Linked DNA regions of Homo sapiens: region 1 is linked to region 2. A link is an interaction called in ENCODE POLR2A ChIA-PET data of the cell type or tissue named here. Cell type or tissue: GM12878. All regions are shown on one strand. Links, peaks and the distances in the headings refer to the core of each region. The heading gives the core; the rest is flanking DNA.

Region 1 (2,920 bases), core at 260-2,759, 140 kb after region 2:
CTGGAGTTGTTCTAACGGTTTCCCCAGATAGCATGTAGCTAAGGATCCAAATGTCCAGTCCTGTGGGACATTAGCAGCTCCCTGAAGTCTGACTGGGAGCTGCAACCTTAACTACTTTGACCATGCAGTGGCCAATTCAATAGTTTGCTTTAAAAAAATTCTTTCTTCTTAAAATTTAAGAGATATGGACTAGTAAGAAAGTAAAATATAAATAATTTATAATTGTTATCAGAGATAACTCTCCTTTCCATGAATATCCTATTCTTTTTGGGGAAATAGTATATGTATATACTATACATATATATGCATAAATATTATATATGTATAATTTCCCCTCAAAAAGATATATATGGGAATTTATTATATATACAGTATTTACAAAATGGAATCACATTGAACATTCTGTTCTATAATTATTTTTTTATTTCATTTTTCATTTAACAGTATCTCATGAACATTTCCCATGAGCATTTTTTCTCATGAATGTTTAACTATTCTCTAACAAGATTTTTAAAGTTATTATGCCATCATGTATTTAATCTTTCATTTTTAGATATTTACATTGTTTTCATTTTTTTTCTATTATAAGCAATGCTATGACATAAATAGCCATGGGGCTAAATATTCAAATAATCATATTTTAGAGTACATTCTTTACAGTGGAGTCAATTGTTTGCTAATAAACTGCCTGCTGGTACTGACCCAGAAGTGCTATGGGGTGGCATGTGTAGGATGTGGCCAGGTACCAGTGGTTTCGGGGCATTTGTTGTAGGGTATGCAATGGAGATGCTAGACACGGGGAGACTGCATGGACTCTTCCAATGAGGTCAGTTTGAGAAACTCAGCACTTGACAAATAGGGGTTATGTATGTCTCTAAAGTAAATTCTGCTAAATTAATTTCTGTTCAGTGACACAGACCCACTTGGCCTTGGCTTTGGACTGCAGTGACCAGCAGAACAAAGTTATATGGGGTCAAGTATACATTCCCCTCCCCACCCCCCATAGTCTCAAATGCATGGTTGAAGTCTGAGAAAGAAATTGTGACAGGAGCAAGAGCTGGAAGATTTACTGCTCTAAAGATGACTGGGTGATATGGTTTGGCCCTGTGTCCCCACCCAAATCTCATCTTGAATTGTACTCCCATAATTCCCACATGTTGGGGGAGGAACCTGGTGAGAGATAATTGAATCATGGGGGTGGTTTCTTCCATACTGTTCTCATGGTAGGGAATATGTCTCACAAGATCTGATGGTTTGATATGGGGAAACACATTTTGCTTGGTTTTCATTCTCTTCTCTTGTCTGCCACCATGTGAGATGTGCCTTTCACTTTCCACCATGATTGTGAGGCCTCCTCAGCCACATGGAACTGCGAGTCCAATTAAACCTCTTTCTTTTGTAAATTGCCCAGTCTGGGGTATGTCTTTATCAGCAGCGCAAAAACAGACTAATACACTGGGTCATATTTTTGCTTACAAGTCTAGCCTCTGTTTTGTGATTTCAGGATTGTAATCTAGGATCCATGAATTTAAGAAGTCAGTAACTGATAAAATAGAAACTCAGCCAAGATGGTGGTGAATTCTGGTCCTAATTATTACTTTGCTGGAATGTTTATCTTTGGTATCTTCCCGACTTTAACCACTGTTTGCTTTTTTTGTGCCCTTTTTCTCTGTCATGTGTTCTAATATAATATATAATTTTGCTGGATAAACACTTGGGGCATTTGATACAAATGGATAAAATTAAATTAATAATTAGCCCAGTTCTCTGACTACAAGTATGGGTGTGGGAGTTAATAGTAACTTTTAAATTTCTCTTTATACTTTTTCAAATGATATATATGTATTTGAAAAGTGCACTCCCTCCACCCCTCCTTCTCCTTTTTTTTTGAGCTCTCAGGAGGATTTAAGGTGATGTGAGGTAATGACAGGATTGTAAACTCAGAAACCAAACTGTCCTGCTGTGGGTCCCACTTTGCTATCTTCTGGCTGCAGCGTCTTGGGTTAGTCATTTAATTCCTCTAATCTTCAGCTTCTTTATCTGAAAATAAGTATTTCATTAGTTTCTTTAATATGTGAAACGGACTCTGGTTAACTTAAGCAAGAAAAAGATTTACAGGAATGATACTGGGAAGCTCATGAAATGGAAGAAAGAGCTGAAGAACGGAATCTTTGTAAGGACTGGGTCAGGGATTCTACCCAGGGAGAGCAGACTACAAACGCCCTAAGCCCTGACCTGCCTCCAGCCCCCGGAGGAGGAACCTCATTGGCTGGCATTGAGTCAACACATCCTCCTCTGGCCTCTCCTCTCCCTAGAGGGGTGTTACTGGGCAGTTTGATTGGCAATTCCACCAGAGTCACATGAAATACAGAAAGGACACTTCCTTAACACCGAGGAGACTATTACCAGAGGAAGGCACATAACGAAACCCAGAATACCACCTCACAGCTCTTAGGAAGATCCAGATACTGTACCTAAGGTACCTCAACAAACAACAGCTATTGTGGTCATTATTTCTATCAGAAGTTAAGCCCAAGGTTACCCATTGGGTTAGTATGAGAGTAAGAAGGGAAATGAAGTGTTTTCTTTTTTTTTCTTTTGAGGTCAGTACATTCTCTTCACATGACATTTTACTCAGAAGTAGATTGTCTGTGCCCCTTCTCAGGCAGACTGAATCAGAATCTCTTTGGAAGAGGGTCCCGGGACTCCCCCTCTTTAACAAGGAACCCAGGCGAACCTTGTGCACACTAGTTTTGAGACCCAGAGCCGTTACTGAGTAGGTGGGAGAATTTGACTACCTGCTTAGAAAGCATTTTCAAAGGTGAGATTTTTCTCTACCACCGTAGCTACAGAGGGCCTGTGTTTTGCTTGAAGGAGTAAAACAACCTAATCAGACAGATTGGTCTATAAGCTGTGGCTC
Region 2 (2,920 bases), core at 160-2,659:
TGCTGTGCCTTCACATGGTAGAAGGAGCAAGGCAGCTCTCTGGGGCCTCTTTTAAAAGGGCGCTAATTCCATTATCTGATCTAATCACCTCCTAACAGCCCCATCTCCTAATACCATCACATGGATGATTAGTTTTTGACAGATGAGTTTTGGTTGTGAGGGAGGATCACAAATATTCAGACATAACAATGGTACAAATCTAAAGCAGGAAGATTGATTTCTAGTACCACCCACAGCATGAGGAAGTCAGGGTTCCCTTGCCTTATCTCCCCAACCTGACTGTAAGATTCTTGGGTGTGGGTTGGGGGACAGGCACTAAGTCCTACACATCTGTGTGTTTCACTCAGCACAGCACAGGGCTGAGCACATGGTGGGCATTCAGTGAAGACTTACTCCCAAGTGGAATCCAAAGGCTGTTTGCTGAGTTGGAGGGAGAACTGGACCAAGAGTCAGAAGATGAGGTCCTGTCCCTGGTATTGTCTTTAGCTTGGCATGTGCTTTTGAATGATCTTCTCTATGTCTCCGGGCTCTGGTTCTTTTAGGCATAAAACAAGGAATTTAGATTAGAATTTATGATTTTCAACTTGAGCCCTTTAGGAAAGCGGGAGAAGTAAGAAGAGATAGAGTCCAAATAGGTAGGACCCCAGATGTATGTCACCTACTTGAAAGAGATCACATGCAGCAGCTTTCTCTCTCTGTATCTTAATAGTCAATTAACATGATTCTGACCCCATGTATCTCTGACCCCTCATTGAATGGAGAAGTCCATTTTCCTATGGCTATTCTTCTCCCAGGATGTTCTTGGGGACTCCTAGGCTTGCTACTCTGACCCAGGACATCAGCCTGGTTACTGTGGTCAGAAAGTCTGGTCAATCTGGCTGCAGATCTGCTGTCCCCTGCCATCAGGGTTGTCATGATGCCACTGCTGAAAGCCAGACTGTCTGACTCAGCCACAAGCTCTTCTGCTCATTGCCATCCCTGCCCTGGCCCCATATCTCAAGGAAAAACCACTCCTTGCACATTTTCTCCAAGCCCAGATACAGTCCTCTCCCTCCCCTAAAGAAGTCTAACTAAGGGTGGGCTCCATGACCCAGCCTAGTGGTCCTCAGCGCATTCCCCAGAGTCCCAGGTATTCACTTTTATTAACTCCATTGGGGGTAATGTTTTAGTTTGTTCGAGCTGCTGTTACTAAAATACCGTAGACTGGGTGGCTTAAACAATAAGCATTTATTTCTCACAGTTCTGGAGGCTAGGAAGTCCAAAATCAAGGTGTTGGCAGATTCGGTGTCAGGTGAGGGCCCACATCCTGCTTCATAGATAACTGTTATCTCTCTGTGTTCTCACTTGGTAGAAGGGGTGAGAGAGAGCTCTCTGGGGCTTTTTTCAAGGGTACTAATCTTAGTCACAAGGGCTCCACTCTTATGACTTAATCACCCCCACAAACTTTCTAATATCATCGAATCAGTGGTTAGAATGTCAACCTGTGAATCTTGAGAGGACACAGATATTCAGTCCATGACAGGTAGGGAATGGGGAGAGCTAACAGTCCAGTATGCATTTCTCTCTAGGAAAAACCATTTTTCTTCTGCTTTCAAGTGTACATTCTGGCTTGGAAGCTCACTTTACATGTCTCTCTTTGGCACATACATGCAAATATAAGAAGACCTCACAGTTTCCTCCAGGGACAATGAGTGGGGACTTATCTTCCTTTGATGGAACTGAAAGGCCTATGAGCTTCCCCAAATAAAGAGGGGAGAGGCTCCAAAGCAAATGGCAGCCTCTGCTTCTAGAAAGCAAAACTAAAAGTCACCCCCAAAGTTAACAATTCCATTACTGAAATTTAAAACAAACAAAACCCCTCTTTACCAGATATTCTACTGTATCCGATGTCCTGTGTTAGGTGTTTTTTTTTTTTGAACAAAGTTTTTAAAAAGTTTGGAAGACATCAGAGGTTTAAAGTCTAGTAGAGGAAGAAAGAGTAATAAGGAAACAAAACTAGAGGGCATAGGATAGAGCTCCCTTGTGTGGTATCAGAAGGCAGCCCTGGGAAATGGAAGGAAAGAGAGATTGGGTGAGGGAAGATTGGGTTTGGGTACCCTAGAGGCTTCTTGGAAAAAATGAAATTTGAACCAGACCTGAAAGGATGAATCTGCTTTGGAAAAGCAGAAGGGAGAACATTCAAGTACAGTGTCTTGACCTGCAATGGCTAGGAGGTGTGGATGAACATGTGTTTGTGAGAAGGTGAGGGGACCCAGAGGGCAGCACCAGGTGTCTTCACTCCCTTTCACTAGCTGGGATAGAAGAGGCTTCATCTCCTGTGGCAACTCTGGTCAATTGCAGTGGCTGCCTGGAGTGCTGGGCTGAGAACAGTGTTAAGGACACACAGTGCTCAGCAGCGAAGAGTGCTGTCATTGATTAGTGATGTCTGCTGCAGGTGTGGGAGGGGAGAGGAGTAACATGTGTTTCAAGAACATGCCAGTTTTTCCCTAGACACTGTTTGGTGCATATTCCAAAGGACCTCCGGTGTGGGGAGAGTTTTATTCCTTTTTCCTCTCTTGAATTACAATCAATAAATGCTGAGAGCAACATCTGTGACTTTAAACGCTATCTTATCACCTCTCTGCCAATTTCTCAACTCCAAGTGTGCCAATTCCCCTTTGTCACTTTTCAGGCTGCTCAGAGAAGTCAGGGTCTTTGTCTCTGCTGCCTAGGTGCAGGAGAGAGCAGTCTTTCAACTAGGCACAAATAACAACATTGACTCAAGAGAAGGCTTTGAAGGCACTGAAGAGGGGAAGAGAACAGGGGAAATTCCAGGCACGGACATTTGCTAATACTCATGTGAGTATGTTATTACATAATGTGTGGCACTGGTCTTGCATTGCCTCATGTCCCCAAGTCTTATCTCTCTATCAAGGTTGTA

The links. ChIA-PET counts read pairs that join two places held together with the same protein. Peaks named below come from ENCODE experiments on the same cell type or tissue, not always from the same donor. Only the 100,000 strongest peaks of a DNase experiment are listed, where the experiment ranks them.
Region 1: POLR2A ChIA-PET joins it to region 2 with 8 read pairs; 3 of 35 experiments call an interaction of 5 or more read pairs at or near these places.

Annotation. Positions count from the first base shown.
Region 1 is chr2:136,349,287-136,352,206 of GRCh38, forward strand. No RefSeq gene overlaps it. Among named protein-coding and RNA genes, the nearest start is that of CXCR4, 230 kb to the left of the region's middle. In GM12878, for the core only: no CTCF peak of the experiment used is centred there; no DNase peak of the experiment used is centred there.
Region 2 is chr2:136,211,630-136,214,549 of GRCh38, forward strand. No RefSeq gene overlaps it. Among named protein-coding and RNA genes, the nearest start is that of CXCR4, 95 kb to the left of the region's middle. In GM12878, for the core only: no CTCF peak of the experiment used is centred there; a DNase peak (open chromatin) is centred at 1,622.